2 separate regions of the Homo sapiens genome follow, and region 1 is linked to region 2. Evidence: chromatin contacts called from ENCODE Hi-C or POLR2A ChIA-PET data. All regions are on one chromosome and are shown on one strand. Each heading gives the region's core, a stretch centred on a gene start or an enhancer-like site at or near the end of the contact. The rest is flanking DNA. Distances are from core to core; before and after follow the strand shown. Region 1 has its middle 31 kb from the start of ATP8B1. Region 2 holds the start of WDR7 (WD repeat domain 7).

What was found. A loop is a pair of places that touch in the nucleus more often than their neighbours do. ChIA-PET counts read pairs that join two places held with the same protein, here RNA polymerase II (POLR2A). Pooled maps may share reads with other maps.
Region 1: a loop to region 2 is called in a map of B cell, with 6 times the contacts of the local background. The contact joins the enhancer-like site here to the promoter of WDR7 in region 2. A Hi-C loop is called at or near these places in 1 of 168 maps with a recorded cell type or tissue (B cell), 1 of 37 single-sample maps with no recorded cell type and 9 of 50 pooled maps. POLR2A ChIA-PET finds 5 or more read pairs at or near these places in 1 of 52 experiments (activated naive CD4-positive, alpha-beta T cell).

Annotation. Positions count from the first base shown.
Region 1 is chr18:57,831,128-57,837,255 of GRCh38, reverse strand. No RefSeq gene overlaps it. Among named protein-coding and RNA genes, the nearest start is that of ATP8B1, 31 kb to the right of the region's middle. RefSeq lists enhancers at 3,388-3,437, 3,478-3,567, 3,608-3,807 and a silencer at 4,185-4,479. Within about 2 kb of position 3,720, at least 6 of the 41 ENCODE cell types and tissues checked have a DNase peak (open chromatin) inside an H3K27ac peak, as active enhancers do; they include B cell, where a contact is called at or near this core.
Region 2 is chr18:56,648,314-56,653,801 of GRCh38, reverse strand. WDR7 (WD repeat domain 7) reads right to left here and starts at 2,443. Exons shown (of 28, transcript NM_015285.3): 1 at 2,226-2,443. RefSeq lists an enhancer at 2,323-2,712.

The DNA of each region.
Region 1 (6,128 bases), core at 2,471-4,970, 1.2 Mb before region 2:
TCTCTCAATCTTTCATAATTCTTAGTTGGGATGGGCCACTGTAACAAAAAACAGATTAAAAAGAGACAAATAAACAGAAGATTATTAACATGTATACCTCGTGTAGTATACAGGGAGATACCCAGAGAAATTGGTAAATTTCAAAGAGGTGGCTTTGAACTCACACTTAAATGCCATGTCTGCTGAAACAAAAAGAAGGGTGTAGGGAAAGTTGATTATGCTCAGGAAAAACTGGCAAATAAGAGTAAGATTTGTTATGGAGATTTAAGTCAGTGCCTTCTCCATCAATAAAGGATAACTGTCTCCAGTGACTTAGAGTCATCCTGTCCTCCTGGGGTAATGTGGATGATAAGGTAACTTCCACTCTGTTTTCAGAGCTTCTCCTGTGGTTGCAGTTTCCCAAAATAATCAGCTCAAAATAGAGAGGGGAGAGGAGAGAAAGAGAAGGAGAGTTATCATAAGGAATTGGCTTATGTGATTGTGGAGGCCGAGAAGTCCCACCATCTGCCATCTGCAAGCTGGCAGCTGGGGAAAGCCAGGGGTATCATTCAATCTGAGTCCAAAGGCCTGAGAACCAGGGGAGCTGATGATGTAAACTGCAGTCTGAGGGAAGGAGAGAGTGATATTCCAGCTCAAGTCATCTGGCAGAAAAGAAGGACCAAATTCAGGGCTGGGCGAGGTGGCTCACGCCTGTAATCCCAGCACTTTAGGGGGCCGAGGCAAGTGGATCACTTGAGCTCAGGAGTTTGAGACCAGCCTGGCCAATATGGTGAAACCCCATCTCTACTAAAAATACAAAAATTAGCTGGGCATGGTGGCATGTGCCTGTAATCCCAGCTATTTGGGAGGCTGAGGCGGGAGAATCGCTTGAACCTGGGAGGCAGAGGTTGCAGTGAGTTAAGATCGCACCACTGCACTCCAGCCCGGGTGACAGAGTGAGACTCTGTCTCCAAAAAAAAAAGGCCAAATTCTCCCTTCCTCTGCCTTAAAGCCCTCAACAGCCCATTGAGGAGGGTGATCCACTCATAGACAGAATTGGAAATGACGTTTTGCCAAGTATCTGGGAACCCCATGACCCAGTCAAGATGAAACATAAAATTAACCATCACAAATGCTAATGATCAGATATAAAACGGGAAGTGGGGTAGGGAGTACTTAGAGGTGGGGGGCAACAGTTGTCACTGCAAACAGGATGGTCAGGGAACCTGGCCTGAGACAGTAACATGTAGATCTGAAGGAGAGAGTAGGGGGCTTGAGAAGGGAAGTAACTCACCCATGACCCTCACCCTTATCCACTAACTCCTAACTCTGTGTTCTCTCCCTGATGATAGCTGGTTGTTTTATTTTCATAAAGTCGTGAGATGTTAGAGATGGAAGTGACCACTGGGGATGGCCATAAGTTTCACTGAAGATCCTAAGTCTATTAAACAAAAAATTGAATTTTTGTGGCAACTCACATTGATAGTGGTGGCTTTCTGGAGCATGGCATAGAGCAAGATCCAGAGGTTAGGTCTGGGTTCAGAGCAAAAAGTGACATTTTCCCCAAGTTCAGCAGGAGGATGGTCACATTAGACAGTCGGTGGCCCATTCCTCTTCTAGAGTGACCCTCCCATTACACGATGAGGACATAGGCAGCTGGAGTGTAACAGACAGGAAGTGGCTGGATTTTCAAAATGGTCTTTAGCATGAACACTTTTATGCCTTCACTGTCTCCATTATTGACTAAAGGAAAGTAAAAGAAATGGAGGAGGCCGGGCGCGGTGGCTCACACCTGTAATCCCAGCACTTTGGGAGGCCAAGGTGGGTGGGTCACCTGATGTCAAGAGTTCGAGACCAGCCTGGCCAACATGGTGAAACCTTATCTCTACTAAAAATACAAAAAATTAGCTGGGCCTGGTGGCAAGCGCCTGTAATCCCAGCTACTTGAGAGGCTGAGGCAGGAGAATAGCTTGAACCCAGGAGGCAGACGTTGCAGAGAGCCGAGATTGAGCCATTGCACTCCAGCCTAGGCGACAGAGTGAGACTCCGTCTCAAAAAAAAAAAAAAAAAAAAAAAAAGAAAAAGAAAAAAGAAAAAGAAATGGAGGACTCCACTCTTGGTTACAATGAAAAGAGTCCCCGCCTCCCAAACTTGCAGTTTCTCTCAGGCAACCATTTTATTCCAGGGCTTGGCCAGGTCTCCAGAAATGTTATTTTTCTCTTCTTCTTTGTGGATTCAGCCCAGGGAGGAAAGGTATAATTGCAACCCCACACCCACAAAGATGCTCCTTGGACTTGGATAAAAGAGCACAAGACACCGTTTTTATCACTTAACCCGGTAAAAGAAGATACCTACACAGATCACCAGGACCACACAGTAGGAACAGAGGCCCCCCTTCCCTTGTGCTGCCCAAGTTCCTAGAGGGATCTGAATGAAGCAACTGTTTAACTAATGCAACCATGTTTAAAGTTCCCAAGGGATCCACACTCTTTAAATGATGCATAAATTGAGTCATTTTGTAAAATACAGTACCTTGATTTATTTGCTTAGTAGCTTTTAGTTTGTCTACTAGGTTTCTCTAAAGAAGAATACAAATGTATTTAGGCATAAATTGTTTTCAATCATTTTCTTGGTGTCTACATTACCCTCCATGTAATATATTAGGGGTTCCTAAGCCACAAATGGTATGATTGAAGGTATAAAAACTTGAAGCTCATTGCAACCTTAAACTCCTGGGCTCAAGCAATCCTCCTGCCTCAGCCTCCCAAGCAGCTGGGACTACAGGTGGGTGTCACCATGCCCAGCTAATTTTTAAAATTTTTTGTAGGAGGCCTTGCTATGTTGCTCAGGCTGGTCTTGAACTCCTGGCCTCAAGTGATCCTCCCACCTTGACCTCCCAAAGTGCTGGGATTACAGGCATGAGCCACCGTGCCCAGCCCCCATCTCTTTTTAATACACTAGAATTATGAAATGACAGCAGAAAGAATTCACCTTCTAGTTAGCAGTTGGATCAAACAAGTAAAATAATTTGAAGATGAGCAAAAGGAACCTTGTTATTTTTGACTTAAATGTTCTTGAGAACAAAAATGATGATGCCAGGCTTCAGAAGATGGCCCCTTAAGGGTTTAATGGTTGAAAATCATCCTCACTTTCCTACCCCTTTCAACACACACACACACACACACACACACACACACGCACGCAGTGTTGGGCTCAGTGACACCACATAACAATAGCAACAGGCTTAAGGACAGTGCAAGCACAGGTGCATCAGGCTACTGTCGGGAGAAGGGAAACTAGAATATGCACCGAGAATAAAAAATGGCTTGGGTGAGTCATCAAACAACCCTGTCAAAAAGCAGGATGTCTGATTTCACAGCCTCCATTGCTCCCTCCAACACCACATGGAACATGAACTCCAAACTGATAAAGTCTCAGGCAGGTCAATCACCTTCTACTCAGCCCCAGTGTGAAAGAGGAGGGACTCATATGGAAAAGCCTGCTCTAAACACAGGCTTATCTGTGTTGCAAGATGATGAAACATTACAGACTTAGGGAATTCATTCTCAGGTGAGAATTCAGTAACTGGCACTGGGGGTTGTAAAATATACTGGCCATGAGTCCCTTAGGTAGTCGAAGGATAAGACGACCAAAGTCTAACCTGAGCCGATGTTACTGACGTGAGTGTCAGTACATGCATCTGAATCTTACTCTGTCAATTTTCAAGAAAGGAAATGAAAGTAAAAGCATTTGTCACTTGAGGAATTTCTCTGTATGCATGATTATCATTTGTTGCATTTCTCACATATTTAAAGTTGCTTTTGAGCCAAGCTATGAAGTGAGTAAAACTTGACTTTTGTTTCTTGATTCCTTATTTTCTCGCCTCATATTTTTTTTTCTTTTGACAGTTAAATTAGTTAGGATACTAGTTTCACTCCTACTACAGAGAGAGTGGCCCCAAATAATACTGATTTAAGTGAGATGAAGGTTTATTTCTCTGACACAAAAAAGTCCAAGCTAGTATGCCGCTACCAGTCATACCAGGAATAGTTTTAGGGACTCAAATGCTTACCTAGTTACTTTGCAATCTGCAACATATGCTTTTTTCATCTTCTCTTGGTGCAACATGGCTGCTCCTGATCCTGCCAATTCATCTGTATTCCCTCCTGCAGAAAGAAAAGAACGGGCACGGGGCATGACTTGAAAGTTGCATGTATCACTTCTGCTCAAGCTCCATTGGCCAGAATGTAGTCCTACACCCACACCAAACTGCAAGGGAGAGATATTTTAAAGCACAGAGTGGTGATTTGGGTTCAGAATGAAGACCCTGAGTGATTTGGAAAAGGCTACATCTGTTCACTATGTGATAAGTTGGTGATTAATTCAAGGCTATACTGAGGAGGAGAGCCAGGAGGCCTGAGTGCACCAAAAAGATGCTGACAGATTCAGTGGTGATAGGAAGTGACCTAGGGCCTGGAGAGAAACTAGGGGACTCCCAGGAAAGCTGGCTTGTGGTGATATAGGAGGTAAAAAGGAATTACTTAGGGAGATAGCAAGGGCATGGGAGTCCTTGGTAGGGCTTTCCTTTTAATGAAAAGCAGCCCCAAATAATTTTCTAACAAAGAGCAGCTGATAAAAGTTGAGCTGCAGACATAGACAAGCAAGCTGGCAGCTTGCTGCACAGATGAATGCCAGCAGGAACTAAGGACTAGACCTTTTCAAGATGGTGGCTCCATCTTGCCTTCTCTGCCAGCCACGTGTACGGTAAGAAGCAGATAATATGGCCCCCATCAACTGGAAAGTCCATTTGCATAAGAAGATTAGGGTAGGGCGACAAGCCTTCCCAGAGAGCTTTGTAAATGTCATACATGATGGAACCAATCTGTGAGGCCTAGTAAATCAGACAACACCTCCTCAAACTGGACTATAAAACTCGGTGCGTTCTCCACCAGCTGGTCCTTTCTGCTCAGAGACTCCTTCTGAGAGGTGAAGCCAGCTGGACTTCCTGGGTCGAGTGGGGACTTGGAGAACTTTTCTGTCTTAGAAGAGGATTGTAAAATGCACCAATCAGCATTCTGTAGCTAGTAAGAGGATTGTAAAATACACCAATCAGTGCTCTGTAAAAATGCACCAATCAGCACTCTGTAGTGAGCAAGAGGATTGTAAAATGCACCAATCAGTGCTCTGTAAAATGCAACCATCGGCAGGAGTCTAAAAGTAGGCAATCGCGGGGAGGATTGAAAAAAGGGCACTCTGACAGGACAGAAACAGAACATGGGAGGGGACAAATAAGGGAATAAAAGCTGGCCACCCCCCAGCCAGCAGCAGTAACCCGCCTCGGGTCCCCATCAACGCTGTGGATGCTTTGTTCTTTAGCTCTTCACAATAAATCTTGCTGCTGTTCACTCTTTGGGTCCGTGCCATCTTCAAGAGTTCTAACACTGCAAAGGTCCATGGCTCCATTCTTGAAGTCAGCGAGACCACAAACCCACTGGCAGGAACCAACTCCAGACACACTTCCTTTAAGAGGAAGCTGTTTTTCTTTCTCTTCTCTTCTAACTGTTAAACCTCCACCCCTAAACTCCTCCTGTGTGTCTGTGTCCTAAATTACTCTGGTACCCGACAATGAACCCCGGGTTTTTTTGTTTTGTTTTGTTTTGTTTGAGATGGAATTTCGCTCTTGTTTCCCAGGTTGGAGTTCAATGGTGCAATCTCGGCTCACCGCAGCCTCAGCCTTCCAAGTTCAAGTGATTCTCTTGCCTCAGCCTCACAAGTAGCTGGGAATACAGGCATGCGCCGCCACACCAGGCTAATTTTGTATTTTTAGTAGAGACGGAGTTTCTCCATGTTGGTCAGGCTGGTCTCAAACTCCCAACCTTAGGTGATCCACTCGCTTTGGCCTCCCAAAGTGCTGGGATTACAGGTGTGAGCCACCATGCCCGGCCGAACCCCGGGTTTATACCCCAGACAACGTAGCCGCTTCAGTGGCGTTTGCTTCATCCTCTTGACCCTAGACCCTCCTGATCTACTGCAAGATTTGCCATATGCAGGGGAATTGTGGGTAATCCTGGGAAGTTTAATTTGGGAGTAAATTACTTACCTGAACATGTCACTCCCCATCTCAAATCCCCCACTCCGAGCAAAATCAA
Region 2 (5,488 bases), core at 1,194-3,693:
AACATGGGTATCTACAAATAGGAGAGCAGACAGATAAACTGTAGTAGATGTACATTCTGAAATATTGTGCAGCACTTGGAAGCAAAGAACAGCAATGCAATAGATCTTCAAAACATAATAGTGAGACAAAAAAACTGCACGATATCATCTCTATAAATTAAAAATGTGGGCACCCAGAACAATATACATTTAATAACACATACAAACAGAAGAATACACATCATACAGAATGGTTGCATATGGGTTGATGAGCAAGAGAAAACAGCGGGAATTAGAAACAAAAAACAATGAATGAGACTGGATGTGGTGGCTCACACCTGTAATCCCAGCACTTTGGGAGGCCAAGGCTGGTGGATCACCTGAGGTCAGGAGTTCGAGACCAGCCTGACCAACATGGTGAAACCCCATGTGTACTAAAAATACAAAAATTAGCCAGGCATGGTGGCACAGTCTGTAATCCCAAGCTAGTCAGGAGGCTGAGGCAGGAGAATCGCTTGAGCCCGGGATGGGGAGGTTGCAGTGAGCTGAGATCACGCCACTGCACTCCAGCCTGGGCAATAAGAGCGAAACTCCATCTAAAAAAAAAAAAGAAGAACGAAAAATGCAGGCAGGGGAGATGCCTTGAACAGCCCATTGAATTGAGTAAGATTAACTCCATCCTCTGCACCTGAGGTCCAAAATGAACTTTAAGGACTCATACATCTAATAAACATCACACCACTAAAGCTAAATGTCATCCTACCCCTCTCACGAAGAAAACACAAAACAAGCTCACTACTTTGAAGATTTTCGATGCTAAGTGTGTTACATGGAGAAACCACCCAACTTCCTTTAACTTCAAAACGGAACATATATCAAAGATAAAAGGAAACTGTAAGATACAAGGGTCACTACCCCTAAAATTTAAGTTAAATTCTTACAGGGATATTCAAACCAAGCCAAGCCCAGTCCCTTTGATTCACCCAGTCACCGAGATCTTTTAAAATTTAGTTACAGGTGGCAATAAGAAAAAATAAAGGGCATACTCTCATTTTTCTCTTAAAGTATTTCTCTGAAACACTCTTAAAATAAGGATTGGCAGTAAAATAAATGAATTTTCTACCATAATCCCTAATTGACATTAATAATAAAGCATTAATTATATTTATAGTGGTTCGTTTTCCCAATTTATAATAACTAATATGTATTGTTCTGGATGGAACTAGACAGTTTTTTATTCTTTGTAATAATGAGGGCATTTCAACACATTATGTTCACTTTTAAGCTGACCTTCATACAGCCACGAGTTTGTTTATAAAGCAAGAAGCAGAGTCAAACTAAAATTTTTGTTTTACAAAATGTCAAAAACTCAGTTAATTTCTTTCATACAACAGGCAATTCCTGCAACCTTGCCCATAAAATCCTAAGACATAAACACCTGAAAGAGTCAGTTTGCCTTTTTTTGTCTCATGGCAAATATTACAGTGAGAGGAAGCTATAGCTGCCACTGACCGAACCCTAAATTCAGCAGCATCAACAATATCAATGCAGCCTGTCATGCGACGGTAGGTTCCCTAGTTTCAGACTATCTAACCCAGCAAATTCTGCCTCAAAAAGTGACATACTAAGTGGGTAAAAAACATAAAACAGCAATTTTTGAATCAAAGTTAGGGTAGTGCTGACTTCAAACATAGCTTCAGAACGCTGGGACCCATCACTAAGTGAATGGGAGTGACTGGCATCCGCTCAGACAAGTACTAGGGCAAAGGGATAAGAACTGGCAGATGGCATCTCAAAAATGAAATTCTAACAGTGGTGTCAGTACCTTGGGCATGGGCAAAAATAGTACCAACAGGAAAGGAAAGACTATATGAACCCCAAAAGCAAGCACATCGCCCAAAATTGCTGTCAATAACCACCAACGATCATCACCAATCACCTGATCCCGTTTAGATTGCACCTGGGAACCAGGCAGTCCCACCTCAAGACCAAAGCAACTGTCACAAGTAGCAAATATCACTCACCAGGCAAGGGAGCCACAAAGACCCCCGGCTGGCCCCCACGCTCTTGGTAACGGCGCCTACTTTTGGGCCCGACCTGCAGGCTTGCAGCCGCAGCGATCTGACAGCTAGCACCGCCCCCGGCTAGAGCGGGTTTGTGACCTTTGACCCCTGACCCCTGACCTCCACGGTGCAGGAACATCCCGCCCTGTGGTTTCCCATGGAGAAGCTTGAAAGCCCCCTTACCTGTCACAGCTTCATCTCATGCCGCGATGTAGCCTATCAGACCGCCGGTGGGCGCCCCAGCCAAGGAGGACAAGGATAGGGCGGAACTACGGAGGATGCGGGGTGCGTAGATCCTGCTGGGATAATCCGTGGGGCGGCAAGCGCTATACAGCCGCCGTCTCCCCAGTGATACTGCAAGGTGCCGGTGCCGCCGCCGCCGCCACTGCAGTAAATCAGCTGACACCAGCCCCAACTGCCGTGACTTTCGCTGCAACTGTCGCAAAAATGAGGGGGCGGGAAAGACTCACCATTTCCCTACTTGCAAGGCCTAAGCCGGCGCCGAGAGAGCCAGCCGCGTTACGATGGAGACCGAAAGTGGAGAAAAGGCCAGCTGTGGGCAAGGAGTGCACGGCCGCCATCTTGGTTGTGGGAAGTCTCGTCTAGGCTGTCCTCTCTCCAGTTGGGAGGACCAAGATGGAGCGAAGGATGAAGTAGCAAGTGCACGTCTTTCTTGGGAGCAGGATGTTGCGCAAGTTTACACTTCTGACCCCATCACACTGCTTCCCACTGAGATGCAAGAGGTAGGGAATTCCCTAAACACTGGAAAGTATGTTGGATGCTGGAAAGCTAAAAAGAATGACAAATGTCCCCCAAGATAGATAAGCTATAGTATAGTGCAGGATGAGAAATGCCAAATAAGGAGCAAGGAAGAAAAGAGATGAATTATTTCTAGGTTGGGGTAAGGAAGGATAATCACATTAGGTCATATGGAAGTCTAGAAAAATTGGTCAGATTTGGAATAATAATTGGGAAAGGAAAACAACTTTGTCACCAGCATTGAAATGTAAAACATGAATATATGCAATAAATAGAAAGTTAAATTTGGAAGAAATACAAGGGACGTGAAGTAGGTGAAGTGGGAAAATGTGGTATCAGGGCTTAGCTGTTTCTGCTCCGTGAGCGGCTCCTTTAACAGGCAGTCTATGCCCTGGAGCTCTCTTGTGGGTTGATAGAGACTTCATCACATTCGGCCTAGACCAGGTAATAAAAAAGTAACATGGAAAAATAGAATAATGTAGATAACAAGAGGCTTTTAGTGGCCATATAAGCTTTTTGGTCTTTATTCCAAAGACAATGAAAAGTAATTGAAGACTTTTGACTAATAAATAGTGTAGCACTTTTCCTAACCACATGGTATTCAGGTTTTTAAAATTGCTTTACAACAAATTATCACAGTCTTAGTGTCTTAGTGGCTTAAAGCAACACATATGTATTGCCTCACATTCCATGGGCAAGGAGGTCAGGAACAGGTTAGCTGAGTCCTGTGCTCATGCTCTCACAAGGCTACAAGTGGATGTCAGCCAAACTGCAATTCTCATCTGGAGGCTCAACTAGGGAAGAATCTGATTCCAAACTCCTGTCAGCTCATTCAGTTCCTTGTGGCTGTCTGACTAGGGGCCCTGGCTTCTTACTGGCTCTGAACTGGAAGTGGCCATCAGGTCCTAGCAGCCACCCACAGTTCCTTACCACATGGGCCTTACTAAAGGCTCTCTCGCAACATGGCAGCATACTCCTTCAAAGCTAGCAAGGAGAATCTCTCTACTGAGCACAAGAAAGGAGTCACACAGATATAGATACAGCCATGGATATGGACATGGACATAGATATGGAAATGGATGTAGATGATAACCTAAATTAGGGAGTGACAGCCATCACCTTTGCCATATATTATTGGTTAAAGTAAGTCACGGGTTTTATCTGTACTCAAGGAGAAAGGATTATACAAGAGTGTGACTTATCGGGGTCACTTAAGATGGGCCAGCCACAAATATTAATTTGGCAGCAATGTGCCATGTAAATCAGGTGGGAAATACAGGGAAGCAAGGAGACAAGTGAGATGTCGTCATTGTTGTTGTAACCAAAAATGTATGGTTATCACTGCAAAAGAATCATAAATGAGACCCACAGGATAAAATCGGGAATTTCACCATTTTAGAGGCATATATATATATATTTTTTGAGATGGAGTCTTGCCCTGTCACCCAGGCTGGAGTACAATGGCACCATCTCAGCTCACTGCAACATCCACCTCCTGGGTTCACGCAATCCTCCTTCCTCGGCCTCCCGAGTAGCTGGGATTGCAGGTGCACACCATCACACCTGGCTAATTTTTTTTATTTTTAGTAGAGATGGGGTTTCACTCTATTGGCCAGACTGGTCCCGAACTCCTGGCCTCAAGATTGGCCTGTCTCGGCCTCCCAAAGTGTTGGGATTACAGGCGTGAGCCACCACACCCAGCTTTAGTGGCATTTTTAAAACTTAAGTACTACTCTGTCCTTAAAATTTAGTAGCAGGCTGGGCACAGTGGCTCACGCCTGTAATCCCAGCACTTTAGGAGGCCGAGGCAGGCAGATCGCAAGGTTGGGGGTTTGAGAATTTAGTAGCAAATTACCCTACAGCACACCAGTACCTTCTGGACTTCTTAAGCTCCAGGTTAGCTCTGCAAAAGGCAAGGAGGCTTGTTCTTCCATTTTACAAATTTCAAAAGAGGGAGATAGCCCAGTGGCCTAACAGTGACTTTATTGCTACTGTTATTTTCGGATCACTTCATGCATGCTGTTATTTTTTTCTCATCGAGGTTTTCAGTCGTAGTTTGGTATTCCCCATGGTGCCTAGTACTCAGCTAATACTCCCCTTTCCTTCCTGGACCCTCTCCCAGAAAAGTCCTATCATGGTCGATGGCTTTATTTTAATACCAAATGGCAAAGAGGCTTAATAAGGGTTTTTTGCATGATTTTTGTGTAATTAAAACTGTTTTGTGCAATTAAGAGATTCCTTTTGCACTTTCTCACATGACATAAAAGTCAAGTGTTGATACTTCTCTTTTTTTCCTGTCTCATGACTTCCATGATTCAAACCATTTCTTTCCAAGTAACAAAATGTCTTTTTCTAGAAACATCTCTAGTTACTCCATACTCAGGCCTTTTAGGAAGGAGTGAAGGTGATAAGGTTTAGGGTGTTAAGCCTCCTCACAAATGAGGGTTTCACAGCCCCCCTCACCAAACCAGCAAGACTAGCAAGGGAAAATTAGAATAGATAATGAAGGAGGAGCTGATAAGTCCTAGTGGTAGCCCTGGTCACCAACTGCAGCAACAGGGCTGTAGATCGTCTACTAACCTCCCTCTTCTAGGTTTCCCATAAGGAAGAGAGGGTGACCAGAAACCTGGAGGAGTTGCTCCCCAAACCTGTGTAGAGAAGGGAACTCATTTTTGTGTAAATAGTGG